Linked DNA regions of Homo sapiens: region 2 is linked to region 1. A link is an interaction called in ENCODE POLR2A ChIA-PET data of the cell type or tissue named here. Cell type or tissue: endothelial cell of umbilical vein. All regions are shown on one strand. Links, peaks and the distances in the headings refer to the core of each region. The heading gives the core; the rest is flanking DNA.

Evidence for each region. Peaks named below come from ENCODE experiments on the same cell type or tissue, not always from the same donor. Only the 100,000 strongest peaks of a DNase experiment are listed, where the experiment ranks them.
Region 2: POLR2A ChIA-PET joins it to region 1 with 5 read pairs; 2 of 35 experiments call an interaction of 5 or more read pairs at or near these places.

The regions. Positions count from the first base shown.
Region 1 is chrX:134,664,261-134,679,957 of GRCh38, reverse strand. It overlaps a transcript of PLAC1 not described here. Among named protein-coding and RNA genes, the nearest start is that of PLAC1, 14 kb to the right of the region's middle. In endothelial cell of umbilical vein, for the core only: no CTCF peak of the experiment used is centred there; a DNase peak (open chromatin) is centred at 8,417; H3K27ac peaks cover 2,747 bases.
Region 2 is chrX:134,717,647-134,733,343 of GRCh38, reverse strand. It overlaps a transcript of PLAC1 not described here. Among named protein-coding and RNA genes, the nearest start is that of PLAC1, 67 kb to the right of the region's middle. In endothelial cell of umbilical vein, for the core only: no CTCF peak of the experiment used is centred there; no DNase peak of the experiment used is centred there.

The DNA of each region.
Region 1 (15,697 bases), core at 5,296-10,295:
GCGGAAAGAACAGAGACATAAACTCTAAGCTCAGAGAGCAGCTAATTCAATCACCCTCTTGCTCACCTTCACCCGCCAACACCAAACGGACCCAGAAACTCCAAAAAAGGAAGTGAATCTCTGAAGGTCACACAATAAACTAGTGGTGGACAGTTCTACCTCTTGATCTTTTTACTGCTTCTTTTATGAATAAGAGTTGAGAAACAAAATGTGTGCAGTATAGAACAGATTCAAAAACAAACTCCATGAATCTAGGAGACTTAAGCTAGTCTCTGTACACCAGGGTTTCTCAACTTTAGCACTATTGACATTTTGAGCCAGATCATTACAAATTATTACCACACATTGCACTGTAGAATGTGTAGCAGCATCCCTGGCCTGCTTGCTCAGTTGTGTGACAACGAAAAATGTCTTCAGACATTGCCAAATGTCTGCTCTAGGGGTAAGGTGGGGTGGCAGAACTTCATGTTGAGAGCACAGCTGAATAGGAGCAGCACTGTAAATGTAGCTTGCTCCTCAGAGTTCTTTTCAGCACTCTTCTCCACTATATTGTCTCCAATGGTGATATCATCCAACCCCGTGGCTGATGGCTTCCAGATGTGGAGCTCTAGACTTGACCTCTCCAGCCCACTCCTGTCTTATATATCCACGGCCTACTCGACATCCCTCTTGCACATGTTATAGGCATCTCAGACAATACCGAACTCCTGATTCTTGAGCCTACCCTTTCTCCAACTCATTCTTGCCTTCATTCATTCATTCTTGCATTAGACAATATTGCACACCTAGTGTATTCATTTCCTGTGGCTGCTGTTACAAACTACCACAAACTTGGTGTGGTCTAAACTACAGAAAATGTTTTCTTTCATAGTTCTGGAAGCCAGAAGTCCCAAATCAAGGTGTCAGCAAGGCCTTGCCTCCTCCAAAGATTCTAGGGGAGAATCTTTCCTTGCCTCTTCCAACTTCTGCTGGCTCCAGGTACTCCTTGGCTTGTGGCTGCATCACTCTGATCTCTGCATTGGTCATCACATGGTCTTTTCCTCTTCTCTCCCTGTGGTTCTCCTCTGTCTTTTATAAGGACACTCATCATTTGACTTAGAGGCCACCTATATAATCCACAATGACTTCATCTTGAGATCCTTAATTACATCTGCAAAAATCCTTCTTCCAAAAAAGTCATGTTCACAGGTTCCTGCGGTTAGGACACAGATGTATCTTTTTAGGGGCCATCATTCAACCCACCACTCCTACTATGCACCAGGAATGTTATAGATGCTGGGGATACAGTGGGGAACAAAGCAAAGTCCTTGATCTCGTGGAAATTACATTATACTGTTAGAAGATAGATAGACAATAAATGGATAACTATATAATATAGAATGTCAGGTAGTGATAAGTGCTAGAGAGAAAAAGAAAACAGGGTAAGAAGATAGAAAATGATGGGGTATGCTACTTTTGATAGGGCGCTCAGGGAAATCCTCTTGGAAGAGGTGATGTTCAGGTAGAGAACCGAAGCACTGGAACCAGACATGGGAAGGTCAGGGAAAGGTGTTAGAGGCAGAGGGAACAGAAAGTGCAAAGGTCTTTAGAAAGGATTATTCTTGACATGTTTGAGAAAAAGCAAGGAGGCCAGAGTGGGTGTTGCACAGACAGTGACCAGAAGAGTGGCAGGAAATGAGTTTGGAGAGGTTGGTAGGAACCAGAGCACGCAGGGTGTTGTGGGCCATGGAAAGAACTTTGGTTTTATTCCAAGTGTGATAAGAAACCATTAGACCGAGTCTACAGATGAGGGGAGTGACATGACCTGATTTGCATTTTCAAAATATCAGCCTGGCTGTGATGTGGAGAAGGAGGCATAGCAGCAGGGCAAGTGTATAGGCAGTGAGACGAGCTTGTGGAAAGGGAGAGGCACTGTCTCCATCCATCCCCTTGCTCAAGGAGTCATTCCCGATTTCTCTCTTACCCTTATCCCCCACATCTAATCCACTGGAAAAATCCTCTCAGCTTCATATTCAAAATATATCCAGAATTTGACCATTTCTCATCACCTCCATCACTACCCCTCAGTCTTAGCCACTGTTATCTCTTGCCTGGTCCACTATGATAGCCTCCCAACTGGTCTCCCTGCTTCAACCCTTGCCTCCTCAGTCTATTTGTGACACAAGAGCCAAATCGAACTTTTTAAAGCATAAGTCAGAACATGTCACCCCCCGGGCTTAAAACCTGCGATGGTTTTCCAGTGCACTTAAAATAAAATCCAAACACTCTGCCATGGCCGCCATTATGTGACTCTCACCTATCCTGCAGCCCCATTCCCTACCACTCTCCTTACTCACTACGTTCCAGCCACTCTGGCCTTCTTTCCTTAAACCCTTCCAGTTTGTTCCTACCTCAAGGACTTTGCACCAGCTGTTCCTCTAGGTGGTAATATGGTTTTTTCCAGCGGCTGTCACCTCCTCCAGGAGGCCTCCCTGATTACCCTCATGAAAGTAGGATCCTGATTGTCACCCTGTTTTCTTTTATTTTCTTCAGAGCATGTATTACTCTCTGAAATTATATCAGGTATTTGTTTGATTTATTATGTGTTTATATGGTGGCTTATTTACTACTTGTCTTTTCTTACTAGAAGGTAAGCTTCCTGAATCAGGGCTCATGTCTGACTTGTTTGCTGCTATGACCTCAGCAGCTAGTACAGTGCCTGGCACACAGTAGCCCCTCAGTTAATATCTGTTGAGTGAATGAACCTCTCTCCCAGTGCACAACTGGACAGGAGCTTAAGGACTATCCAGCGAGTGGACGTCGGAATCACCCAGAGGGCTTTTAAAACAATCCATATTTCCAGGGCCCCTTCCAAGCCTACTGCATCAAAATCTCCTGGGGCGGGCCCACAAATCTACATTTTGAACAAGTTCAGTTTGTAACAAACACTTATGTAGCACTTACTGCTACTATTCTAAGTATTTTACATATATTAACTCATTTTATCCTTTTAATAGTAATTTTAGTATTACAGTTTTACTGCCAAGGAAACGAAGGCACAGGGACATTTAGTAACTTTGCCCAAGGCCACCCAGGCAGGAAGTAGTAGAGTCAGAATTCAAACCCAGTCAGTATGTCCTCTTAACCACTACTCTGTGCTGACTCTGCACAAGAAGTTCTGTGATCAGTGCTGTTTGGGACCCATACATAAAATTGGCTCCAATAAGGACACTGAGACCCAGACTAGACAATGGACCTGATTAAAGCCACAATCAGAAATGAGATAGGTTTTGCGTCTTTCCATCTGATGAGCATTCCATTCTGTCCAGTCATTCTGTGCTCTGTAAAGGGCAGGGCCGGGGAGTATGCTGCCTACATAAAAGTTAAGTCACAAGAAGTTGTCTAGAAATGTTTTTGCTGTCAGCACTGGTTGTCAGGGAATGCAGGAACACATCCTGGTATTGGGATCTCTTATCATCTCTGGGACAATACAAGCTTAAAGTGGGAGACCCTCTTCCCTCAGGAGACAGTTAGCAAAGCCACGGGCGACGAAGCCTGCTGCTGCTGGCCTAGTTGAGGATGGAGGTGTAAGAGAAGCCCCCATAATGTCAGCGGAGGGAGCAGTATGTGCGGCGGAGCTTATCTGCTCCGGTCACAAAAAGTGCACCAGGCCTCGGCAGGCAGCCTCCACTCCCCTATTCCCGCCAGCCCCCACTGAGAGAACCAGGGGATGGCCCAGCCAGATGACATGCCTCAGTTACTCTCCAATGAGGCCCCGGGCCAAACAGGCTTTTCAATTTCCAGATGCTTTTTAATTAAAATAAAGGCCACTCTGTAACCTAACATTGAATAGACAAAGTTTCCTTAGTAGAATGACTGTACGAGTTCACCCTTTTTCCATTACTTTTCATTGAGCAACTGAACGTTTCTAACCAATAAATTATGACTTGAGTCACATGACAGCAAGGGGCATGGAAGGGTTAAGTGACTTATGGAAGGTCACTCTGCTAAAGAAAGACTCCTTTGTTCTAGCCTCCCCTCTTGCTCCTGCCTCTGCGAGCCCGTATTCTACCTTTTGGGGAGACGGAAAGAGGGCTACTCTAGCCTCGCTCAGAACAGCAGAGGGTTGAGCAATGGTGTTGTGACCTGGTCCATCTGGGAATTCAGACTCTTCATCTCTGCTTCAAAATGGATCTCAAGAGCTCAGATTTTCTGTATTGGTTGCCCACACCATGAGTTCTAACTCTGCCTCCATCCTTTGGGGACATAAATGGCAGGAGGGAAAAAAGGCCACTTTCTTTTTTTTTTTTTTTGAGATGGAGTTTCGCTCTTGTTGCCCGGGCTGGAGTGCAATGGCACAAACTTGGCTCACCACAAACTCTGCCTCCTGGATTCAAGCGATTCTCCTGCCTTAGCCTCCCGAGTAGCTGGGATTACAGGCATGCACCACCAGGCCCGGCTAATTTTGTATTTTTAGCAGAGACGGGATTTCTCCATGTTGGTCAGGCTGGTCTTGAACTCCCGACCTCAGGTGATCCACCCGCCTCGGCCTCCCGAAATGCTGGGATTACAGGCGTGAGCCACCACGCCCGGCCAGGCCACTTTATTTCTATCCAGGTCACGTGGTTAGAGATGTTTGGGGAGGCCTGTGGGGGGACAAAGCAATCTCACCAACTTCTGTCTTGGACTTACCTGGTCTAGAATACTAGCACAGAAAAGGAGCAAGAGGCCTGACGACAGGTTTAGGCTCTGCCCAGGTGTAATAGCTTACTTTTTCTTCTTAATTATGAGCCAACTCAGCCTTTAGCAGAGTTCAGAGACAATGAGGCTGTCTATGGGCTCAGAACAAAGCCCACTGATCCTAGACTCCAGAGTTCGATGCATTAAGTGACGACTGATTGAGCTCCCCTGCCTCACATGGATCACTGTTCTTGTTCACCACATACTATGATTAGGACAACTGAGGTCCCAAAGGTTACATTTGTCCAAAGAGCCTCAGCTAAGAATTGAAGAGAATAAAGAACGAGTGTTTTCTCAATGAGTTTTCTCTTCCCAAACTCCTGTCCTGTGTTCTTTTTGTGAAAGCAGAGCTTAGGCCGAGTTCTTTCTTCCCTGTTCTGCTGAAAGATTGGGTCTGATCTGTATTGCCAGCTGTAAAGACAGGAAGAGGAAGGAGTGAGAAACCAATGAGAACCCATTTCAAGTTTTCCTTGAATACTCCAAAATAGTTTCTTCCACATCCTGGAAGTACCAAAGCAGTTAGTGTGGTCTATCTTGGGCCACATCTACATGAAACCAACATAGCCCATAGGAAAGTGGAGGACCCAGCCAACCACTGTTTGAGAGGCTGTTGATGTTTGTTTTCTACAGTTCTAAATTACCTACGTCTGTGCACCACAGATGCTTGTGGGTCACAGTGCATGTGATTGAGGTTATGTATGGGTTGAATGCTGTAGGAACCAGGTTTATTTTGTCCTGGGTCCTTTCTCACTTTGGCCTTCTTTTATTGCCTGTGTGAACTTTTCTTATTTGGATCTACTGAAGACATAGAAACATCCCTGCCCTTACCCCAACCCTTCCATTTCATTCCTGAGTGACCTTTTGGCTGGAGGCTCTCTTGGCATTGCAAAGATTAAGAGTGTCTCCACAGGTCTGTTTCAGGATTCCCAAGAGAATTTGAGGCATAAGGCTGAGAAAATGAGTTTTAAGATTCAGTGCTTGGAATATTTTTCCTCAACATGTCATCCTGAATCTAGAATTTCTGAAGAAGATCCATGATATCAGCTAATTTGGGCAACCTTGGTATCTTCCTTTACCATTCAACTTGTGAAGTGTCATAAAAGGGCCATATCCTAAATGGCTCCCAAGTGGGCTGTTGGGCCAAGATTTTGGTGTTCAAGTAGGCCATCTTGTGTTTCACTCCGTAGGGAATTGTGATCATACCCAACAGATGTGTAGCTTCAAAAAAGCAAAGGGTGGTAGGCTTTAGAAATATCCATCTGTTGAACATTTTTCCTTTCATCTGCAGGATAGATAAAGACCGTGTGAACGGTCCTACCCAGCCCCACACAAGATTATAGCCACATTTCTTCTCATGAACAGAAGAGTGAAGGCAAGTGAGGGACATTTGAAAAATGGCTGGCAGTACCTAGGTCAGGTTGTTGGAAGCTTTTTGGGCTCTCATTCTGGGATTAAGTTATGTTGGAAAGCAAGGCCAGCCCCTTTCCTCCCTCAACAGATGGAGATCAAAAGACAGTGTCAGCCTAACCATCCACAAATCTCTCCAGTGTTTGACACTCACTATCAACAAATTCCATCTCTCTGTGAGGGAGGCAGCAATCTGAAACAGCCTTATTAGGCCACAGGGCTTGGGGACTGGGGTGGTCTCTGCATCCTATGGCCACTTTTCATTTGGAATCATTTGGTCTACTAAACCTCTCCATTTATTAAAAAAAAAAAAATTGAGACTATGATGAGACTTTCACATGACAGAGTTTCTAGGCTGAAAAGAAATGGCCACAGAATGATGGGCCATTTTCTTCCTCACATCCTGTCACACAAATACACTCAAATTTCCCTTTTCCCTGTCTCCCCTCTCTCTCCCTTCTGTCTCTTCCTTCCTTCCTCCCTCCCTCCTTCCCTTCCCTTCCCCTTCCCTCCTTCCTTCCTTCTCTCCCTCCTTCCTTCCTTCTTCCCTTCCTCCATTCCTCCCTCCCTCCTTCCCTCCCTCTCTCCTTTCCTCCATTCTTTCCTTTCCTTCTCCTCCCTCCCTCTTTCCTCTTCTTCCTTCTCTCCTCCCCTGTCTTCCTTCTTTCCTTTCTCTTTTTCTTTCATTTTAAAAATACTTTAGCCTGCAGAGGCTCACCCAGTTTAATTTCAGCAAGTTCACAAGCCTGAGATGTTTCTCTCTTTCTCACCTTTTCCCCTGTTAGCACTTACTGGATTCTCCAAAATGGCTATTACAGTTTAAGCAGACACAGAGGGGGAAAATCCATATTTTTGTGACTTACATAAGGAGTTTGAGCCTTGACAAAGTACTCAGTAAGTCTTGAGTTTGCCTCTAATAGTATATAGCTGAAGGAGTCTCTGAAATGACAGGATTTATGGAGGTGCCTAGAAGTACATTCAATAAGGAGGAAAAACACCAGATCCATTCTGAAATCTTCTCACCCACCAGCCGGTTGCCTATTACAGGGCATTGTTAGTGCAGCAACTTATGTATAGTAAATAATCAGCCCCTAACTTGTTCAATAGTATATTGTGGATTTTTTTTCAAATGGAGCCCCCTTTTGGGGTAACATTTATGACTTATGAAAGAATCCTTTGCTCTGTTTCATCAGAATCATCAGTTCTTATTGAGGTTCATATTGATCAAGGGTATTTTTCTTCAGAGAGTGGGGATGTACCTCCAAGCAGCTAATTAGATTAGTAGCACCAACATTACCATCAAAGAGGAAGATAACTGAGTATTGCCTGATTTTAGTACAGCTACCACAGGATGCTCCAGAGACACTACTTAACGTCAAAATAGAAGGGAAGAGAGAGCAAGAGAGAGTATACAAGGAAGTACACAAGAGAACTCAGGCTTCATGGACTTCTGAGCACACAGCTAGCTAGGGTATTGGGACCACCCAGAGATACCCCGTCAGCCCCTGCATTCCCCACAAAGGATGTTATGATAAGCCCTTGGAATTTGTCAGGGGACCCTGCGAGGTTATCTAATGATCCTGGAATCCCCTGTACAGTTCCCACACCAAATAGCTATACTTCCTCTCCTTGGACTATTCCAATAGTAGGGTCGTCACCACCAGAGATGGTTTCACACTCTTGAATGGCTCTGAAAAGGATTTTTTTTCATTTATTCAGGCTCTCAGTTTCATTTATTGAGCTTATACTATATGACAGGCAGTGTACTTTGTACTGGGGATACAGCAGTGGATGAAACAAATGGGTTCCCTGCCCTCCTGGGGTTTCCATTCTAGTGAGGAGATAGATAATAAAGGAACAGAACTTTCTCCACCCAGCTCTATCACTCTGTATGCCTTTGCCCATGGGTTTGTGGTGCCCAAAATGTAACCCAATGACTTGGGAGGGTTTTGCTTGATTTATGAGGTCAGGGCAGAACTCCTTTATTCCGAAGACTAGACTCTTATGAATGCAACTTACAACAATTTTTGCTTTTTGTTTCACTGGTGATATGGTTTGGATTTGTGTCTCTGTCCAAATCTCGTGTCAGATTGGAAGAGGGTCCTAGTTGGAGGTGATTGGATCACGAGGTGGATTTCTCCCTTGCTGTTGTCCTGATACTGAGTGAGTTCTCACGAGGTCTGATGGTTTAAAAGTGTGTGGCACTTTCCCTGTTGCTCTCTCTCTCTCTCTCTCTCTCTCCTGTTCTACCATGGTAAGACGTGCTTGCTTCCTCTTCACCTTCCGCCATGACTGTACGTTTCCTGAGGCCTCCCAGTCATGCTTCCTGTTAAGCCTGTGGAACTATGAGTCAATTAAACCCCTTTTCTTCATAAATTACCCAGTCTTAGGTAGTTGTTTATAGCAGTGTGAAAACGGACTAATACAACTGGTCGCATCATACATTGACTTACAGTGACCTGACTGTCAACAGACACTCCTAAGCCTTCCCCCCTGTTCCCCACTTTTAAACATGTTTTACCATTAGGTCAGTTTTCTCCTGTTTTATATTAGTGCAATTGATTTTTTTGGACCAAATTATAACATTTTACATTTATTTCTGTTAAATATTATTTTGCTAAAAATACTCTGTCATGCCAGTCTATTGATCTAGTTTGTGATTTAGGAGGACAGAAAGTCCTTTGCATTTACTCAGGGGTCTGTTTATAAAACTTATAACACTGGGCTATCACAGAGAGAAACTTGGTCTTAGCCAAAAGTTGAAGGCCTGACACCCAAGATGTCATAGGAGTTTCACCTCATGGGGTTAAAAATTTTTTTAACAAATGAAGAAGCAAGGCAATCACATTATGCTTTGGCTCAGTAAAATAATGCAAGGAACTCCCAAGCATGTTACAGATAACAGCCTTCTCAGAAAGATCCCCAACTGCTCACCATATGGTTGAATTGGGGCTGGGAACTTGAAACCTGCAGGGTCTTTGTTAGGTTAGAATGGGGGAAGGGAGTTTGCAGAGACCAAATCCTCAAGGCAATGGGTCATGATTGGCAAAGGTGCCCGTGACTGCTTGCTCTTGGTATGAGTTGCATGAGCTAAGGCATCTCCTTGTCTTATTTGCATGGCAGGGCTGGAGGCTACACTGTGACTTGGCATTCATGGGACAACAAAATGACCAGTCATTCTGTGTTCCATGGAGGCCAGTCAGAGCAGGTTCCTTGGTGGTGTGCTCAGGGACTGGGATCCAGTGGCTTGTGAACTCAGCCAGCTAGGCAGGCTGGCAAGATGGGCAAGCACCCCAAACCTCACCCACTCCCATTCCCACCCCCACCCAGCTCCACATTCTTGAGGTTTTAGTTCACCAGACCTGAATGAGAGACTGACTGCCTGACTGCTAATTATTCCTGGAAATGGCATGATATGAAGTCTGCAAACATTTTCTGCAAACATTGACCCACAAGAGGCAAGCTGTTGAGTTCTGGAAGCTAGGAGGCAGGAGGTGGGAGGGGGCTTGGGAGGCATTCCTCAGGCATGAGGCAGTTGGGTCCCTTTGCCTGCTGGATTTCTGCTGTAAGGTCAGCAGGAAACAGATGCATGGAGGACAGTCCCCAGGGTGGCATGGGACCACCCAGGGGTGTTGGGCTTTTCAGGTGAACATAGAAGGCTGGGCTGGGAGCTCCCAGGTAGCAAGAGCCAGATTGTTGGTGCCTTTCTGTTGTCAAAAAAAAAAGTTTCAGCTGCCACCCAGCCAAACTTTGCTTGCACACATGTTTTCCAGAGACAGAGACAAAAATGTGTTTCTCAGGGTGGGGGTGGGGTGGGGAGACTGGAGTGACAGTTACATTAGCCGTATGCAGAGCCATCCTCATCACCTCGGCATTTCCTGGAGATGGTTGCAGCCTCCTGTGAACCCCAGCCAAGGTTCTTTCGAGATCCAGGGCAAGCCCCATGGCCAAGAGCAGACTGGCCTGACTCAGAGGGAGAAACAGGAGACTTCGGGGAGAGTAGCCGGGCTGTGTACGGCCCCTCCACCGCCAAGCCCACCACCCGCTTCAGCCTTGTCTTCCGCTACTGCGGACCTCCAGCTCCAGAAACACCAAGCTGCCCCAGCATCCCGCTCACACCAGGCAGTTCTCAGCCACTCTACCACTGCTCATGCCCCTTTCCCCATCCCAAGTGCTCTTTCCCCACTGCTTCCCTCTCCTAACTCCTACCCATTCTGCAAGGCTCCCCTCCGGGATCACCTCATTTGGAAAGCCTTCCTGTATTCCGTCTGTCTGAGTTTGGCCTTCTCCTCTGTGCTCCCCCACCAAGTGTTGTGTTTTCTCCAACCACAGCATTTCTCACTCTAGAGAATAAGAGCTCACACCCATCTCCAGCTTACAATGCGCAAGTCACTGTTCTACCTTCTTTACACATATTAACATCAGTATCTTGATTTTATTGATGAGGGCCCTGGGAAATTCAGAGGTTAAGTAACTTGCCCAACATCACACGGCTAGGGAATGATGAAATCAGGATTTGAACCCAAGCTTTCTGGCTCCAAAATATATCCCACTGGAAAGTGAACTCTTTGAGGGCAGGTGAGTCAAATCATCCCTGAATTCTCAGAGTGGGCACTCCAGAGATGTGGGCGGACTTAATTGAACCACATGAAACTAGGAAGACCATAGGGAAGATCCTGGAAAGATGGGATGGGCCAGAAAAAGAGGTAACCCCTAATAACTCACACACCTCTCCCTCCTGCCCTTGTGGATGGGTATTCAGGCCTAACAGATCCTGCTGTGGGTGATTTCCAGGAACCACAAAGGCCAGAACAATGCCGAAGGCCCCACGTTGGGAGGCAGCCTCTGGGAGGCCATTTTCAAAGGCCAGACCCATTTTCGCTGGGCCTGCCTGCTCTGTTGCCACCCAGTGTAGCCACTACTTCTCATTTGGTTTTGGTTAAAGACCACAATGTACTTGCTCACTGGGGGAGGTGGGTAGGGTGGGAGAGGGCTTGGCTCCTCTTTGTGTGGAGTGTTCACACTTAGCCCATCCTGCCCCAATCTCAGGGAAATTTGGGGAGGCCAGAAGGAAGTCTTTCCCGGTCCTAGAATTTTCTGTCTTCAGCCTTGAAACCTTTGTGTGAAAGCTTCACCTGTGTGGAATTCCTATAGACAAGTGTGAGCTGGCCATTATGGCCGGATTTAGACCCATCACTAGTCCTTCCCAGGGCCCTTAGAGGCCCTTTTGAGGAAAAAAGCAGACATCCCTTAAAAAAATAAAACTAGAACATGATGCCCAGGATCCAGAATACTGAATTATAAGTCTGAGCATCCAACTCTAGACAGAGTGACTCTGGGTGTGGGTGCTGGAGTAAGACTGAATGGACTGACATCTTAGCCCTACCATTTCATAGATGTGTGACTTTAGGTTTAGAGTTGTGCAACCATCATCACTAGTTCCAGAATATTGTCATTACTCCAGAAAGAAACTGTACCCATTAAACAGTCCTTCCCATTCTCTCCCCACTCCATCCTCTGGCAGTTCCTAATCTCTTTCTGTCTGTATGGATTTGCCTATTCTGGATATCTCATATAAATGGAATCGTGTATATGTGATCTTTGTGTCTGGCTTCTTTCACTTAGCATCATGTTTTCAAGGTTCATCCATGTTGTAGTATGCATTAGTCCTTCATTCCTGTTTATGGCTGAATAATATGACTATACCACATTTTGTTTATCCATTTGTCTGTTGATGGGCATTTGGGTTGTTTCCACTTTATGGCTATTGAGAATACTGCTGCTATGAACATTCGTGTACAAGTGTTTATGTGGATCTATGTTCAATTCTCCTGGATGTGTATGTACCTAGGAGTGGAATTGCTGGATCATAGGGTAACTCCACAGTTAACTTTTTTTTTTTTTTTGAGACAAGGTCTTGTTCTGTCACTTAGGCTAGAGTGCAGTGGTGGGGCCTTGGCTCACTGCAGCCTCAAACTCCTAGTCTCCAGAGTCCTTCTGCTTCAGCCTCCTGAGTAGCTGGGACTACAGGCATGCACCACCACACCCAGCTATTTAAAAAAATTTTTTTTTTATAGAGATGGGGGTCTCCCTGCATAGCCCAGGCGGATCTCAAACTCCTGCCTTCAAGTAATCTTACTGCCTTGACCTCTCAAAGTGCTGGGATTACAGGTGTGAGCCACTGTGCCTGGTCCATGTTTAACTTTTTGAGGAACTGCCAAACTGTTTTTCAAAGCAGCTGCATATTACAACCCCATCAGCAATGCATAAGGGTTCTGATTTCTCCACATTCTCACCGTCAGTTGTTATTTTGCATTGTATTTTTTATTACAGCCATCCTAATAGGTGTGAGGTAGTACCTCACTGTAGCTTGGAATTGCATTACCCTAATTATTGATGTCGAGCATATTTTTATGTGCTCCATTGGCCATTCATGTATCTTCTTTGGAAGACAGTCTGTTCAGATCCTTTGATCATTTTTAATTGGGTTATTTGTCTTTTTGCTTTATGGAGTCTTAAGTGTTTTGCATGTAATCTAGATACAAGTCTCTTATGAGATATGTAATTTCCAAAATTTTTCTCTCATTCCATGGGTGGTCTCTTCACTTTTTTGGTTGTGTGCTTTGAAGCAGAAAGCCTTTTAATTTTCATGAAGTCTCCATTTCATCAAAGAAAAAATAGATGTACTTTTTCCATGGTTGCTTGTGCTTTTGGTGTCAAATCTAAGATTTACACGTATGTTTATTTCTAAGAGCTTTATAGTTTGGGCTCTTGCATTTTGACCTTTGATATACTTTTATTTAATTTTTGCACATGGTGTAAGATAAAGGTCCAGTTCCATTCTTTTGCATGTGGATATCCAGTTGTCCCAGCACCATTTGTTTAAAAGACTATCCTTTCCCCTATTGAATTGTCTTGATGCCCTTGTTGAAAGTAAATTGACCATAAACGTGAGGGTTTATTTCTGGTCCACAACATTTTTAACTGACAGAAAAGAATGATCAGATATGGAGGGCCTACAATAGTCCCAATATCTCAGCCTAGCACACCCAGAAGCCTCTTATCCCTCCATCCACTCAGTAGAGAAAGGATCATTGCCCAGGGAAATGGTGGTCACCAACATTAGGTCTAATGACTCAACCTGGAAGGAGATCATGTGGAAAAGTTACACGTATTTGCAGAACCAACCTTCCTTTCTCTGGAAAGTTAGGCTTCAGTGTAGACCTCCATTCCTCTTTCTGAGCATGCCGTCATGAGTTTAAGAAAAGTCTTTTCTCCTTTCCCCTTAGCTGGGAAGTTCATCCCATGTTCACCCTCCTAAGACTGCCCACTCTCGGTTTAAGCTATAGTTAGAGCCCAGAATTTCAGAAATCAGAGAGGTTTGGTTTCATTTTTTTTTTCTCGAAGGAAAAATGCTCTTGCTTGCATCTTCTTTGCCGGTCACACAGCTTCACACTTTGGGCAGTCCCCCAGCAAGTTGGCAATGGACTTATTCTGGACACGTCCTTCCTGCTTTTGCTGGGAAGTGAGCACCTCACAGTTGCAGCAGACTGCCCAGGACAGAAAGGGAACATGACCTCCCACTAGCTTTGGCCCTACCTAGCAACTGACGATCCTGACTCGTGCCTTCAGGAGATTCTTGACCTCTTGACTATAAGGTTTCCTGAGTTAGGGAAGGCAGAATGGCAGAGTGCAAAGGAGACGAGCTTTGATACCAGACAGCCTGGGTTTGAGTCCCCGATTCTGCGTTTGCTTGCTATGGCAGACACAGAGATGCACTGCTTAGATCCCCTGTCAAGAAAGAACCCGTTGACCAGCTGAAAGGAGTGTGGTTACTTGACAGTCTCCAGCTGTTAGCTCCTTCAGGGTCTGCCTCAGCTTTTGAGCCAAGGTCATGCTGTTCTTGAGGTGGCCCCTAGCCAATGACTGATGAAGGAGGTGATACAAGGCCCATTTCCACCACCCAGAAGACTCCTCTAAAAGGCAGTATTTGCTCCAGAGCTCCCTGTTGGGCACAGACTTTGACAGGTCTGCATCATGCTCTGGGCTCCTCTTGCCTGGTCCTGCTTTCTCCCCTTTTCTTTCACAGGTATTTCCCGCTAAACCTCTTGCACTCCCACCTGTCAGAGCATCTGCTTCACAGAGAACTCAACCTGTCGTCTCTCAGCTTGTGTCTTCTCCCCTGTGACAGGGGAATAATGGCATCATCCCACAGGGTTGGTAAAAAGATTAGAACTAAGTAAAATACCTGCCACAAAGGAGGCATTCCATCAAAGGGAGCTGTTACTACTAGGGAATCTATCATTTCCATGGCTATATCCTAACTTTTAAATGAAATAGAAGTACCCATTATAATCCAAACCTAGAAATAGTCTCAATGCCCATCAACAGAAGAATGGATAAATACATTGTGCTGGGTCCATACAATGGAATTCTAATCAGCAATAAAATGGGTAAATCTCATCAGCATTAGATTGAGCTAAAGAAACCAGACACACAAAAAATACATGTTGTATGATGCCATTTCTCTGAAGTGCAAGAATAGACAGAACTAATGAGTGATGATAAAGGCCAGTGACTCAGTGGTGACCCTTAGGGGATAATGACCAGGGGCATGAGGGAACCTTCTAAGAAGCTGGAAATGTTCTCTATCTTGATCTAGATTCTGGTTATATCACTCACACACACACAAACACACATACACACAAACACACACACACACAAACACACTCACATACACACACACACACACACACACACTCCAAAATCACAAAGCTTGCAATTAAGGTTAATACACTTTATGCACCTACCTATGTATGTTATGGCTGCATTTTTACAAATGGAAATATAGCGGGGAGTTTTTTATTTTTAATTAGCATATGTACAAGTTAAGTTTTTTAAATTTAGAAAATCCAGAAAAATAGAAAGAAAAAAATCTCCTATGGCCCCATCTCCCAAAGATACCCAGTAGAGACATTTTAGATATTGCATTGCATTCTCTAGCCCTCTTGGCTCTACTTCTCTATGGTCCTGCTCTGGCTCATGGAGAAAGGAAGTTCCACCACCATTTCCACCTTCTTGGAAATAGTGCTTCTCACCTCTCTTTCACTCCTTCCCTCAGATAAAACCTGAAGCTTAATAGTGCCAAAATGTCAACGTCCTCATCTGCACATCACCTTGCACTGCATCTTCTGGGCCTCTGGCTCCCTTTCTGGACAGCCAGGTCAGGAAGCCAGGTTCACTGTGTCTTCTGCTTTTGCAGGAGTTGACATGCTAACTCAGGCCCCAAAGGACTTTCTGATGGGAATGTACCTGATGCTCCCCAAAGCTGAAGTGGTGCAGGCTCAGAGCAGTCAGAGCAGCCAAGCTTTTTGCCTGGCAGTTGTGTGAATTATGAGAGAAAGGCATCTTCCAGCTTGCTTAGATGACCACAAGCTGTCAAAGTGACCCTGTAGGAAATGTCTCAAGGCAGAATATAATCAAAACCAGGCATGTAAAAAACTGGGGCTTTCTTTCTAGACTGCTGGTTCTCAAAGTGTGGCTCCCAGACCAACAGCATCAGCATTAGCAT
Region 2 (15,697 bases), core at 4,212-9,211, 54 kb before region 1:
ACACCCATAAGGCCAACCCTGGGTTACTTTTTGAGCCTGCAGAGATTTCCCCCAACAGACAAAACTTCTAAGCCCCGGAAGTTCTCTGTTTTATATCTAGGATGTGAACTAAGACTCTGTGAGAGGGGTTCTGGTCTATATCACTTGGGGCTGCCTCCTTCAAGGGATGGTGAGAAGCCCCCTGAAATGAAATAAAATGGTTTCTCAGGCTCTTCCTTTTGAATTTCCCATTTCCTGCCTCAGGGCTCAACAAAGGACTTGTGTATGAGGGGGTGTGTGAGTGTGTGTACCATGGCAGGAGAAGGCACACAGGATCCTTGTTGTTCATTCACTTTTCCTGGGAGGAAACAGCAGTGGGTGTCTATTCCCAGCAGTATTAGGAAGCAGTGGTGTGGGCCCCTCGCCGTCTCTCTTCCCAGCTTGCTGGGAACGTCTTTTACTCCAAGCTGGTTAAGTAACCACAGAGTTGCATCTCTGGCTTCTCTGACTACCTCCCACTCTCCACTTGATGCCCACAAAAACAATGTGTTCAGCTGATGTTTGGGTAACGTTGTACATATTCCTAGCAAGGACATTGGACATATTCCTTGCAGATAAGGAAGGTAGGATCCGTTCCTGACTCAGGAGGCTGATGTTTCATTCTAATAAAGCTCAAGGTTTCTCCTCGCCCACAGTCGTGCTTTTTGATAACCTGGCAACAGCCAAACCTCAGTCATTGCTTTGAATGGCCCTATCTCAGCATTTAAGAGCATTTTTCAGGGGCTGGGCTTCATAAAGATTGGGGTTTTTTTGAGATCCTGTTAAAAAATGGGGTAAGCATCGTGGGCACATGCTCATCACAACCCAGGGAACAAACTGTTGGCGAGGAGTGTAGTAGAGCCCACATACAGACCAAATGCATTAATTATGAATGGTTCTTATCTTGTGATTAAAACAGATCTGGCAGGCCTGGAACTTGGCAGCCCTTGGTTAGCTATTAGTTCTATGCTACTGTACCGGCTGGGCAGTCATAAAACTGTATCTCTTTGAAAAATGGTCCATCATGTAGAACAGCCTCCTCTGCACCCATTAGCTCAAATTGATATGACTTGATGGCCTAATCTTGGGCTTCTCAGATGCTGGATTTAATTTCTGTCTGGAGCTTTAGGAAATCTGGAGGAAGGGACACAAGGGCTGCATGCAGTGAGGTAGGGTCAGAGGATGTACACACCAGCCCCCACCTCCATCTGCACAACTCCCCTTACTGATGGAAGGCATCCCTCTAGTTCATGTTGCCATTGTGTGCCCCCACTCTGTCAAGCCCTGTTAAGGAATTAACTACAAGTTGGGAGTTCATTGGTAAGATCCTGGGGCATGACTTGCAGGTGCAATCACAGCTTACTGCAGCCTCGACCTCCTGGGCTGAAATGATCCTCCCACCTCAGCCCTCCGTGTAGCTGGAACTACAGGTGTTTGCCATCAATCCCGGGTAATTTTTTATACTTGTATATTGACAGGTGTCTCAAGGAGGCAAAAGCTCCCAAGGATGGAGGCCATAGTGCTGGGATAAGAACTCATAGTGTAGATATTTTTGGACTGAGTCTTATCAGAAGACACTTTAGGAATTTCAGGAATCAGAAGGGTGTGATTGGGAAAACAGGGGCAGAGCTTCCCAATGCCCCAGAAATCCCACCAAATAGACCACACTGAGTCTCCAGTCAGATGGTGCCAATCTCTCTGCTCTACCCCGGCAGTAGTAGGCCTACGATATTGCTAGATAGCATTCATGAAGTTCCAGCTAGGCCAAGTACTTTTGCAAGTTCATGAGCAGGCCCCTAGGGTAGTCTAGCTTGTAGTCTAGATGAGAAGGCTGTTGCTAATGCTTGAATGGACTTTTATTTGATTATTTGATTTAAATGTCTCAAAAATGGAGCAAGAACCTAATCTATTGACAAAAACATGAATTTGGGAATCAAATCCAACCATTGCTCATTTATTCACCTTCAAAAGTTGAGCATTTTATATTGAGCATTAAATATGTGCCAGGCACAGTGAAAAGCATTCATGTGACAGGTAGGTACAATTATATCCCCATTTTATAGAGATACAAACTGATGCTCGGGCATATTCATCTCGGTTGCACAGCTCTAAAGTAGTGGTGCTGGAATTAAAAACAATGTAGCACAGAGCATAGGTTGTGAAGTCAGGCTGCAGGAATATTCATATTCTTATAGATAAATGTGTAAAACTAAGGGATGTTTCTTTTCATAAGTGTTCTCTGGAGGAGCTCTCAGCCTCACGTGGGAAAATAGCTCTGTCACTCAGAGGAGAGCTTTAGGAGGATGATACAGGTATGGGCACCATCAACATATAGAAGGCAAGTGAAGCTGAGGGAGATGAGAGGAAGGGCCAGAAAGACTTGCTGTAGGTCACACAGCCATCAAGGACAGAGCCAGGCCCAGGCAACAGCACTTCCCCCATTGCCGTTTCCTTCAGCTGCAACTTCCATACCAAGAGGCGGCTCCATCCTTTCCTCGCCCCCTTTCTCTTACTTTACAGTCAGACAGGAGTTATTTCCCAGGAAGCAATAACAGTATTGACAATCAGAGGAGTTTGGGACAGGCACCGTGGCTTATGCTTATAATCCCAGCACTTTGGGAGGCCGAGGCAGGAGGATTGCCTGAGCCCAGGAATTTGAGACCAGCCTGGGCAACATAATGAGACCCCATCTTTACAAAAAAATTTTTAAAAAATTAGCTGGGCATAGTGGCGCACAACTATAGTCCTAGCTACTTGGGAGGCTGAGGCGGGAGGATCGCTTGAGCCCAGGATTTTGAGGCTGCTGTAAGCTATGATGGCATCACTGTGCTCCAGCCTGGGTGACAGAGCAAGACCCCTATCTCTTAAAAAAAAGAATTCATCTTGAGTAATTATTCATAGCTATTGAGTATGAATGAATTCTGTGGTAAATAGACAACTCTAGGGATTTCAGCACCCACTCCCATTGGGAAACCTTGCTCTAAACTCTCACATAAAACACTTTCCTTCTCAGAAACTCAATGCTGGCTGTGAAGAAGAGCTTCCAGAGCAATGACTTTCTCTTGACAAAGGCTGGCCCTCTCAAAAATGGTAACATTTGTCTGTTGCAGTGTGCAAGCTCACACCTTTCTCTCATATGGAGCCTTCAGGTCCTCATGTGCTTGTGCTTTCACCCCTGGATCAGAGTGCATCTTCATGTGCTGTCCACATGTGTACAACAAAACTGTCTCTCTGGGGCCAGGTGTGATGGCTCACATCTGTAATCCCAGCACTTTGGGAGACTGAGGCAAGTGGATCACTTGAGGTCAGGAGTTCGAGACCAGCCTGGCCAACATGGTGAAACCCCGTCTCTACTAAAAATACAAAGTTAGCCGGGTGTGGTGGTGCACACCTGTAATCCCAGCTACTTGGGAGGCTAAGGCAGGAGAATCACTTGAACCTGGGAGGTGGAGGTTGCAGTGAGCCAAGATCAAGCCATTGCACACCAGCCTGGGGAACAAGAGCGAAACTCCGTCTCGAAAAACAAAACAAAAAAAAAGATAGAAAGAAAGAAAAAGAAACAGAAAACACCTTTCTCTATGGAAAGAATATCATAATGGCTCATATGCTCTTTTCTGGGCCTTTGTTTCAGGGGACAAGAACCCCAACAGTGGAATTTCAGGCATCAGCCAGCAGGTGGGTGGATTAATAAAGAGAGATTGAGAGAAGGCACCTTTCTGCCACTCCTGAAATCATACTCCTGGCTCTGAGTGTCAGTCCCGTTTGGAAACTATAGCTGGAAAAGTCTCAGCTGCCCCTGACACGGTCAAATGGAAAGTGCATGGGCTCTGGAGTCAGACTGTCTGGGGTCGTGTTCTAGCTCTGCTACTTACTAGCTGTGGCACTTTTCATAAGTTACTCAATGCGTGGTGCCTCAGTTTTCTCGTTCTATAAAACAAGATAAGTATAGTACATAATTCACAGGGTTCTTAGGTGGGTAGATCTAGATAACTTGAATACATATAAACACTTAGCAGAGTGCCTGTGTGCCGGGTACAATGGGAAGCACTTAATGAATGGTATCTAGTCTTATCATTTCCTTGCTAAAGCTACCTCTTCTTTTAAGTCCCTTAACTAAGTAGGTCACTTTAGAGAAACTCAATTCAACTGGAATTATTGAGTGTCTGTTGTGTGCCTAGCATTGTGCTGGGGACACTGTGAGGAATACAGGAGAAATCTATGAAGGAAGAACTGTTCTCAAGGAGCTTTTTAGGCAGGATGTTTTGAGTTTCCTCCAACAGCCCAACTAGCAGCCACGTGGAGAGGCCCACGGCTCTTCCTTACATAGTAGCATAGCAAGGGGTTTAAACTTATGGGCTCTGCAATCAGACAGGCATATCATCTCTGCCTCCTGACTGAGGTGTGATGTTGGGAAAGGTACACTACCTCCCCATTTCTCGGTTTCCTCATCTATAAAAATGTGCATCATAATTACATCTTTATACATTGTGTGCCCATCAACATAGATTTATGATTATTGATTTATGCAATTGTCTTTTCAATCAGATAGGAAAAAAGGGAGTTACAAAATACCTTAAAATCTTTAACATTTACCTTTAAATATTAAATTTACTGGTGTTCTTTTCTTTCTTCCTGTGGATTCAAACTACTATCTGGTGTCCCGTCATTTCAGCCTGAGAGATTCCCTTTATCATTTCTTGTAGTGAAGATATCCTAGCAACAAACTCTCACTTTTTATCTAGCTGGGAATGCCTTCATTTCTCCTTTATTTTAAACAACAGTTTGGTTGGGGATAGAATTTTTGGTTGACAGTTGTTTGCCTTTCAGCACTTTGAATATGTCATCACACTGGCTTCTGGTCTTCATGGTTTCTGATGAGAAATCAACTGTTAATTTTATTGGGGGTCTTTTGTATGTGATGAGTCACTTCCCTCTTGCTGCTTATGAGATTCTCTTTGCCTTTGGCTTGTCACAGTTTGATTACGATGTATCTAGATATGGACATTTTTGAGTTTATCCTACTTGGAGTTGGTGGTGCTTTTTGGATGTGTAGGTTAATGTTTTTCATCAAATTTGGGGAGATTCTGCCTATTATTTCTTCAAACATTCTTTATACTCCTTTCTTCCTCTCCTCTCCTTCTGAAACTCCCATTAAGTGTACGTTGTTATGCTGGATGGTGTCCCACAGGTGTCTGAGGCTCTGACATTTTTCTTCATTCGTTTTTCTTTCTGTTTCTCACGCTGGATAATATAAGTATCTTCAAATTTGCTGATTCTTTCTTCTCCCCATTCAAATCCGCCATTGAACATCTTTAGTGAATTTTTCATTTTAGTTATTATATTTTTAATTCAAAAATTTCTATTTGGTTGTTTTAAAATAATTTCTATTTATATTTTCTGTTTATTGAGATATCACTCTCATATTTTAGTTCTTTAGACATGGTTTCCTTTCACTCTTTGAACCTATTTGAAATAGCTGATTTAAATCTTTGTGTAAAAAGTCCAACATCAGGCCTTCCTCAGGGACAGTTTCTATTGATTGTTTTCTTTTCCTTTGTATGGGCTATTTCTTTGCAGATCCCATACATTTTTTGTTGAAAACTGGGCATTTTGAATATTATAAGGTGGCATCCTGGAAATCAGATTCTCTGTCCTCCTGAGCGTTTGTTGTTGTTGCTGCTTGTTGTAGTAGTTATTTGTTTAGTGACATATTCTGTTTGAACTTCTACCAGAGTTGGCCAGTCCTATCTCATAGCTACAATTTGCAAAGTATAACTCCCCCTACTGTTTGCTTTGGCTGCCCCACAACTCTTTTGATGAAACTTAAAGCCAGGCATTAAGAGAAGCAAGATATAAATATGAAGCTTGTCTTGATGCCTCTTAGATCTTCATGGAGCAACCTTTATTCAAATAACTCATAAATTACAAGGCAAATCAGCATTCATTATCTGCCTTTATGTCAGAATGAGAAAAAAATGAGAGATTTACATGGCATGAGAGAAGAACGCATTCCACTCTTCTAAGAGGCGTTAAAGGCTCCCTTTTTAGTGAAATAAGCCACAATCCAGAAGGAGAATGGAAATCCATGTCACTTGAGAGAGATGCCACTAGCCCTTTCCTTCTATTTGCAAGCCTCCCTACTTTTGAGGGAGGGGGAGCACACCCCTGCTAACCGGAGTTGTCTAGGTCCTGTGGTGTTACCAGAGACAGGGGTGCCTATGTGAGGCTCTCTCTCCGAGCAAAGGAGGAAGCCTTAGGAAATTGGGAGGTAATCAGAGACTGGGCCAGAAGGACTGGTAAGGTAGCCTGAGGAGCATGGGCAGAGTGTCTCCAGCACTGGATGGGGGTAAAGAGGAGGGAGAGAAAGGGGGAAAGGGAGGTAGGTAATGGGATAAAATATGGTCAATAAATTCTGTGACACTGGGGCAGGCTTAGAGCAACGGGTAGTTTGCCCTTCCTGACTCCATATTTTCACCAGGAAGTTTTTTTTTTTTTTTTTTTTTTGAGACAGAGTCTTGCTCTGTCGCAAGGCTGGAATGCAGTGGTGTGATCTCGGCTCACTGTAACCTCCACCTTCTGGGTTCAAGTGATTCCCCTGCCTCAGCCTCCTGAGTAGCTGGGACTACAGGCGCATGCCACCACGCCCAGATAATTTTCTGTATTTTAGTAGAGACAGGGTTTCACCATGTTGGCCAGGATGGTCTCGATCTCCTGACCTCATGATCCGGCCGCCTCGGCCTCCCAAAGTGCTGGGATTACAGGCGTGAGCCACAGCGCCCGGCCAGGAAGTTTTTAATATTGTTATTTTGTTCTTGAAATATTCCTTAAGCATCAACCTTATACATTCATTCAACAATTATGTACCAAGTGTCAGGCATTAGAAATACTGAGATGAATAAAACAGGTCCCGATTATAAGGGAAAGTAATGTATAGAAAATTACAGTAGTGTGAGAGCAGAAGTGTGACTGAGGGAAGGCCAGGGAGCTGGATCTGCAAGGAGACCCCTCACTCCAGCTTCGAGTAGGGGTAGGAAATAGAATTTATAAGGCTTCTAGCAGGAGGTAATGCTTGAGATGAATCTCTAACCTTAAAGCACAATAAATTTGTCAAGCATCATTGGCCAAAGGAGTGTGTGAGGGTGCAAACATCCTAGTGAGAAGGAACAGAAGCCAGAAGGAGCTTCTGGTATATTCTGATACATTCTAAGACGGAAAAATAGCTTTGGAGGATGGACATAGGGTGTATGGAGGGTTCCAAAGGAGATTAGATTAGAAATTTAAATAAAGCCAGATCATGAAATGCCCTGCAAGTTTTTGTTTGCTTGTTTTTTGAGACAGTCTCACTCTGTCACCCAGGCTGGAGTGCAGTGGTATGATTTCAGCTCACTGCAACCTCTGCCTCCTGGGTTCAAGCTATTCTCCTGCCTCAACCTCCCAAGTAGTGGGGATTATAGGCACCCGCCACCACACCTGGTTAATTTTTGTATTTTTAGTAGAGATAGGGTTTCACCATGTTGGCCAGGATGGTCTCGAACTCCTGACCTCAGGTGATCGATCCGCCCACCTGAGCCTCCCAAAGTGTTGGGATTACAGGCGTAAGCCACTGTGCCTGGCATGCCCTGCATGTTTTAAGGAGGCATCTGTGCTTTATCTTGAAGGTTATGAGGGAGTCAACAAAGGATTTCACAGGGGAATGACCTAGATAGTATAGTAAGGCAGTTAAGAGTGCAGAATCTATATATCAGTGATGTTCAAAGTGTAGTTCAGGTACCAGCAGTCTCAGTGTCACGGGGAACTTGTTAAAAATGCAAATTCTTGGGCCCCATTCTAGACCTACTGAATCAGAAACTAGAGATAGGCCCCAGTCAGCTGTGTTTTAACAAGCTCTCCAGGTGACTGCAATGCGTGCTCAAGCTGGAGAACTACTTCCCTACACAGACCACCTAGGTTGGAAGCCTAGCTCTCCCACTATATAACCTGGGGCAAGTTCTAAACTCCAGTGAAGAGAGGGGGTAAGGGGAGGGGACGGGAAGTGAGGGAACAGCCATGACACTAAACTAAGACCCACAGGCCATATAAAAATGGTTGGTCATCCAGAAGGAATCTGGGTGACAGTGACATTCATGATAATAGCTTACATTTATTAAGAGCTTACTGCGGACCAGGTATTATTCTAAGAACTTCACAAATATTAATCTACTTAATCCTCACAACAACTTTATAATCCTATTTTTCAGCTGAGGAAACTGGGGCTCAGAAAGGTAAAAATATGGTGTGATGTGGAGAGATGTTTACAATTAAAGTGGGAATTTTTTTTTTTTTTTGAGACAGGGTCTCGCTCTGTCGCCCAGGCTGGAATGCAGTGGCACGATCACAGCTCACTGCAGCCTCGGCCTTCCAGGCTCCAGCGATCCTCCCACCTGTCTCCCAAGTAGCTGGGACTACAGGTGCACTCCACCATGCCCAGCTAATTTTTGTATTTTTTTGTAGAGATGGGGTTTCGTCATCTTGCCCAGGCTGGTCTCGAATTCCTGGGCTCAAATGATCCCCCCACCTTGGCCTCCCAAAGTGCTGGGATTACAGGCATGAGCCACTGCACCCAGCCGAGTTTTGTTTTTATTAAAAGAAAAAACCCATAAATCATGTATATATGCATGGAAAAAGACTGGGAGGAAATAGCCCAACATACTCATTGTGGTGGTGCAATTGCAGGCATTTTTAATTTCTTTTTTGTAGTTATCTTTGTTTTCCAGAATTTCTCTAAGAAGTTTATATTGCTTTTGTAATCAGGGAAAACACCCTTTTGAAAAAGAAAAGAAATTGAACATGTGCACTTGAGGAAGATGTGAGCATCCTCTCAGTGCACAATGCAGACCCACAGAAAGAAAAATGCACCTGGCTTGTCGCTATTTCATGCAAGAGGATTCTGAGGGCCTTATCATGTTGGCACGCAGTGAGGGAACTGGTGGAGGAGTTTGGAAAAAAAATCAGTGCAGATAGATAGTTCCTAAACACCCTTCATCCAGCTTTCTCTAATGTTAACTGAGTTAACCATAGCACAGTTTCCAGATCAAAACTAGGAAATTAACAATGGCACAATAATATTGACTAAACCATAGTTTATTCACATTTTCCCGGTCTTTCCACTAATGTATTTTTTCTGTTCCAGAAGCCAATCTAGGATCCCACCTGGCATTGCGTTGTCATGTCTCATTAGCCTCCTTCAATTTGACAGTTCTTCAGTCTTTGTCTTTTGTGGCTTTGACACTTTCTAAGATCCTGGTCAGCTACTTTGTAAAATGTCCCTCAATTTAGATTTGTTTTATGTTTTTTTTTTTCATGATTAGATTGAGGTTACACGTTTTTTGAGAGGAATATCAGAGAAGTGATATTATGCCATTCTTAGCACTCCCTGGTCTTTTAATAACTGTGTCCCCTTAAACGCTTTCATCATGCAATTTTAAAATTATAAGCATAAATGGTTGCAAAGATGTTTATTTCCAATCTGTTGTAAATATCAGCATTTGAAATGCAATTACTTCACTCTTTTAAAGGTATTCAATGGAATCTAAATAGCAAAGTCATTTTTACCCACCATTATTTTATTTTAAAATACATGAAGATCTTTTTTAAACATTTAACATTTTACTCCTTGAATCTGTATTTCTAGTCCACTTTCCTCAGATAATTTTATCTTAAGGTAATACATTCTTGGCTGGGAGCTGGGGCTCATGTCTGTAATCTCAGCACTTTGAAAGGCTAAGGCAGGAGGAGTGCTTGAGGCCAGGAGTCAAGACCACTCTGGGCAACATAGAGAGAGCCCCGTATCTACAAAACAAAAATTTTACAAAATCGGCCAGGTGTGGTGGTGCGTGCCTACTGTCCCAGATACTCAGAGGCTGAGTTGGGAGGATCGCTTGAGCTTGAGAGGTTGAGGCTGCGCTGAGCCATGATCCTGCCACTGCACTCCAGCCTGGGTGGCAGAGTGAGACCTTGTCTCAAAAAAAAAAAAAAAAAGTAATACAATTTTATACCTAAAAGGTAAGGCTTAAAATTCTCACCCTATGTGACTTCTCTGTAACAAAAATATGCTTTATAAATTGAAATTGATTTATACTTGATTTTTACCATAAAGCACTATTAGAATTATTATGATTATTATACACAGTGATCAAAACAAGTATATTTAAAGTTTTTTAAAAATAATTATTACTTGTGAAAAGGAAATTTTTATTTAAATATATCTCTTAATGAAATGAATGGGACTTTCTTTTCAGGTATCTAGGATAAATAATACTTATTGCTAGAAAGAGACAGTATTCAGAATCACGTCTTTTTTTTTTTTTGAGACAAAGTCTCATTATGTTGCCCAGGCTGGACTCAAACTCCTGGACTCAAACAGTCCTCCTGCCTTAGCCTCCTGAGTAGCTTGGACTGTATGCTCTCACCTTTCAGCATCAATTCTATTTCTAATTTTTTAATATATTTAAGGGCTGAATAAACTTGTTTACATAAGTAAGAAGAAGAAAATTTAAAAGTTTTATAATAGCACTGTCATGTAATTCCATAAACATCTGGGCTATAAACCAAAAATCAGTTATCTCCCTGCAAAAATAACTTTTTCGTTTTTTATTGAGATATAATTCATATACCATAGAATGCACACCTTTAAACTATATGATTAAGTGGTTTTAGTATATTTAGAAAGTTGTAAAACCATCACTACTATTCAATTCCAGAATATTTTCATCATCCCCAAAGAGAAACTCATTACATGTTAGCAGTCACTCCCCATTTCCTCCTCGCCCCAACTCCTGGCAAACATTAATCTTTCGGCCTCTGGATTTGCCCATTCTGGTCATTTCATGTAAGTGGAATCGTGTAATATGTGGCCTTTTGTGTCTGGCTTATTTCACTTTGCTGAATGTTTTCAAGGTTTATCCACATTGTAGCATGAATCAGTGCTTCATTCCTTTTTATACCTGAATAATATTCCATTGTATGGATATACCAAATTTTCTTTATCCATTTGTCAGCTGATGGACATCTGAGTTGTTTCCATCTTTTGGCTATCTGTGAATAGCAATGCTATAGACATTCATTTATGCCGAGTGCAATGACATGTGCCTGTAGTCCCAGCTACTCAGGAGACTGAGGCAGGAGGGTCACTTGAGCCCAGGAGTTCAAGCCCAGCCTGGGTAACACAGAGAGATCTCATCTCTAAAATAATAAAAAGAACACATTGATTTACAAGGTTTTCGGTGGGCACATGTTTTCGTTTCTCTTACTGGGTCATATGGGAATTTATGTTTATAAATTTTTGAGGAAATGCCAGACATTCTCAAAGTAGCTGCACCACTTTACATTCTCACCAGCAATGTATGAGCGTTCCAATTCTTCCACACCCTTGCCAACACTTCCTGTTATTATCTGCCTTTTTTTATTTTTATTTTTATTTTTTTTGAGACGGAGTCTTGCTGTGTCACCCAGGCTGGAGTGCAGTGGCATGATCTCGGCTCACTGCAACCTCTGCCTCCCAGGTTCAAGCAATTCTCCTGCCTCAGCCTCCCGAGTAGCTGGGATTACAGGCGCATGCCACCATGCCTGGCTAATTTTTGTATTTTTAGTAGAGACGGGGTTTCATCATCTTGGCCAAGCTCATCTTGAACTTCTGACCTTGTGATCCACCCGCCTTGGCCTCCCAAAGTGCTGGGATTACAGGTGTGATCCACCATGCCCGGCCTGTCTTTTTTTTAAGAGACAAGTTCTCACTCTATTTCCAAGGCTGGAGTGCAGTGGCAGCGATCATAGCTCACTGTAGCCTCAAAATCCTAGGCTCAAGCAATCCTCAGCCTCCCGAGTAGCTGGGACTACAAGGTGTGTGCCACCATACTGGCTAATTTTTTAATTTTTTTTTCAGAGGTGGGGTCATTCTATGTTGCCCAAGCTGGCCTCAAACTCCTGGCCTCAAGTGATCCTCCTGCTGTAGCCTCCCAAAGTGCTGGGATTATAGGCGTGAGCCACCATGCCCAGCCTGTCTTTTTGATTATAGCCATCCTAATAGATGTCTTCACTAGGTATCTCTTTGTGGTTTTGATATGCCTTTCCTTAATGGCTAATGATGTTGAGCATCTTTTCGTGTACTTATTGGCCATTTGTATATCTTCTTTGGAGAAATGACTCTTCAGATTCTTTGCCCATTTTTAATTAGGTTATTTGTCTTTTTATCGTTTAGTTGTGAGAATTCTAGATACTCTAGATACAAGTCCATTATCAGATATATGACTTGCAAATATTTTCTCCCATTCTGCATGTTGCCTTTTCACTTTCTGGGTGGTTTAATTTGCAGTACAAAAGTGCTTCATGCTAGGAAGGCACAGTGGCCTATGCCTGTAATCCTAACACTTCGAGATGCTGAGGCAGGAGGATCACTTGAGCCCAGGAGTTTGAGAACAGCTTGGGCAACATAGTGAGAGCCCATCTCTACAAAAAATAAAAAAAATTCAGCTGGGTGTGGTGGCACACTCCTGTGGTCCCAGCTACTAAAGTGGCTGAAGTGGAAGGATGGCTTGAGCCCGGGAGGTCAAGGCTGCATTAAGCTATGATTATGACACTGTGCTCTAGAAATAAAAGTGTTTCATTTTCATATAGTCCAATTTATCTCTCTTTTTTTTCCTTTGTCACTTGCGTGTTTGTTGTCCTATCATCCTAAGAATTTCTTACCTAATCCAAGGTCAGGAAGATTTACACTTATGTTTTCTTCTGAGTTTTAGTTTTAGTTGTTACACTTTTAGCTCTGGGTCTGTTGCATTACTGTGTACATTTTAAGATCAACATGTCAATTTCTGCCAAAAAAAAAAAAAGCCAGCTGAGATTTTATTAGAGATTACACTGAATCCGTAGAACAATTGGGGGAGTACTGCCATCTTAGCAATATTAAGTCTTCTAATCCATGAACAAGAAATGTCATTCCATTTACTAAGGCCTTCTTTATTCTCTGTCAATGGTGTTTTATAGTTTTCAGTGTACAAGTTTTGCACTTCATTTGTTAAATTTATTTCTAATTAGTTTATTATTTTATTGCAAATAGAATTGTTTTCTTAATTTGATTTTCAAGTTGTCCATTGTTAGTGCTTAGTCATAGAATTGATTGTTGTGTTTTCTGGCATCCTGCAACCTTGCTGAACTTGATTATTAGCTCTAATAGTTTTTTGTGGATTCTTTAGGATTTTCTAACTAAGGTTGTGCCACCTGCAAATAGAGATATTTTTTACTTCTTCCTTTCCAATCTGGATGTCTTTAATTTTTTTCTCTTGCCTATTTAGCCCAGCTAGAACTTCCAGTATAATATTGAATAGAAGTGGTAAGAGTGGACATTCTTGTATTGTTTTTGATCTTAGGGGGAAATCTTACAGTTTTATACCATTAAATTTGATGTTAGTTGTGGGTTTTTCATAGATGTTCTTTACCAGATTAAAAGTTACTTTCTAGTTCTTGTTTATTGAGTGTTTTTTGTTTGTTTGTTTGTTTTTCATTGAAACGGAGTCTTGCTCTGTCATGCAGGCTGGAGGGCAGTGGCATGATCTCAGCTCACTGCAACCTCCACCTCCCAGGTTCAAGCAATTCTCCCACCTCAGCCTCCCGAGTAGCTGGGATTACAGGCTCCCATCACCACGCCCAGCTAATTTTTTTATTTTTAGTAGAGATGGGGTTTCGCCATGTTGGCCAGGCTGGTCTCAAACTCCTGACCTCAAGTGATCCACCCGCCTCGGCCTCCCAAAGTGCTGGGATTACAGGCCTCCCAAAGTGCTGGGATTACACCTCGCCTGGCCTACTGAGTGCTTTTATCATGAAGGAATATTGAATTTTGTCAAACACTTGTTCTGCATCTATGGAGATTAACAGGTAGTTTTTGTTCCATTAATGCAGCATACTACATTGACTGATTTTCTTATGTTGAACCAACCTTGCATCCCTAGGAAAAATTTTATTTGGTCATTGTGCGTAATTCATTTTATTTGTTGTTGGATTCAGTTTAGTAGTATTTTGTTGAGGATTTTTGTGTTTGTGTGATAAAATACAGATAACATAAAATTCGCCATTTCAACAATTTCAGAGTGTACAACTCAGTGACATTTGTTATGTTCACAGTGTTGTGCAATACTTACCACTATGTAGTTTCAAGACATTTTCAGCATGACAAAAGGAAACCCCACACACACTAAGCCGTCATTCTCCCCTCCCCCTGGCAACCACTAATCTGCTTCCTGTCTCTATGTATTTGCCTATTCTGAATATTTTTTGCCCAGGTGTGAGGTGAAAAGGGTTTGGGTGAAATTTCCTCTATTTAGAAAATTACTATCACAAATTCTTTATCAGTCAGCAGCCAGTCAGCAGCCTGTCCCACACAATTATTCACAGGCCCCTTTTGAACCTCCTGCATTTGGCAAGAAAGGGAGGTGAGCATGGAAAAGGAAGAGGGCAATCTTTCAACTGTCTCCCCTCCTTCTGCTAGAGAAGGGGGACTATGAGAAGAGGACTGCCCAGGATGGCTCCAGGCAAAATATAAACATTTGTCTCCTTTGCCCTCAAATCTCCCCTTTCTGCTGCTATATCCAGGCCCTGGTGGCCTCAAGTAGCCAGGCCCTAGGATATCTCTAAGATCTCTTCCCTCCAGGCGGGGCTGCAGGCCCTGAGACTACTTTCATAATTGGTTTCCTGTTGGGTGTCCCTTGCCTGCAAGCCTTACTAACTGGCCAGATGGCATCCACTTGCTTGAGCCACGTGTTCTTGTTTGCTAAGGCCTCCCTAAGTTATCCTGTCCAAATTCCCTGAACGTGAGGAATGTCAAGCCCCAAAGCTGTAAAAACGGTGACTCACTGAAGTCCAAGAAGGAGGTACTTCTGGAGAGCAGGGTGATCTTTACGTACTTTTCAAGTAATGCCCATGGGCAAATTTGTTATTTAGTGAAGCAGGATCAGGCAGTGGGAAAAAAAAGGTGACACCCCACCCTCACAGTATGCCTTACAGCCCACTCCACAGCTTTATTAGGAGCTAAGTCTCTGGAGAGATTCTGGGGAATTTTTTTTCTCCAGGGAGGCTTTCTGGCTTACACTTCTCCAGACCCCAAGGACACTCCCAGATGCAAGGTGATGTCATTGGAGTGTTTTCAGATAGAGAATTTAAGACTTGCTCTGACCTCATGTGCTTTGTGTTTCCAGTTTAACTCAAACTTTCCAAGACTTGAGTTCATTTACCTTTAATCAAAATTCCCTTTCTGGGCTCCACTTCTGATTACACATGGGCCTCTAAGTCTTCTTGGCCATCAGGTACCAGTTGATCAAAAGTGTCACACATTTAGGTAGGGCCAGTGTGGCTGACATGCCCTTTGAAGTTCAAATAGGGTTGGAAATGAGTGCAATATTGCTCACATGATGTCAAATCTCACATGTTTGAAATAGAGTGTGTGACATTTGACAAATTCAAGCACATGGTGAGGCAGCTATTCTGCTTACAGAGCAAAGACTCCACTAAGGACTAGGTGAGTGACTGCTCATTGGGGCCTGCCTCTTTGTTGACAACAGACTCAGACTGGGGCCTTTTTGACGAAAAATCAGAATGCTATTTCCAACCCTTAGGCAAGTAATGGGCTAATGAATGGCTCTAGAATTTTAGGAGA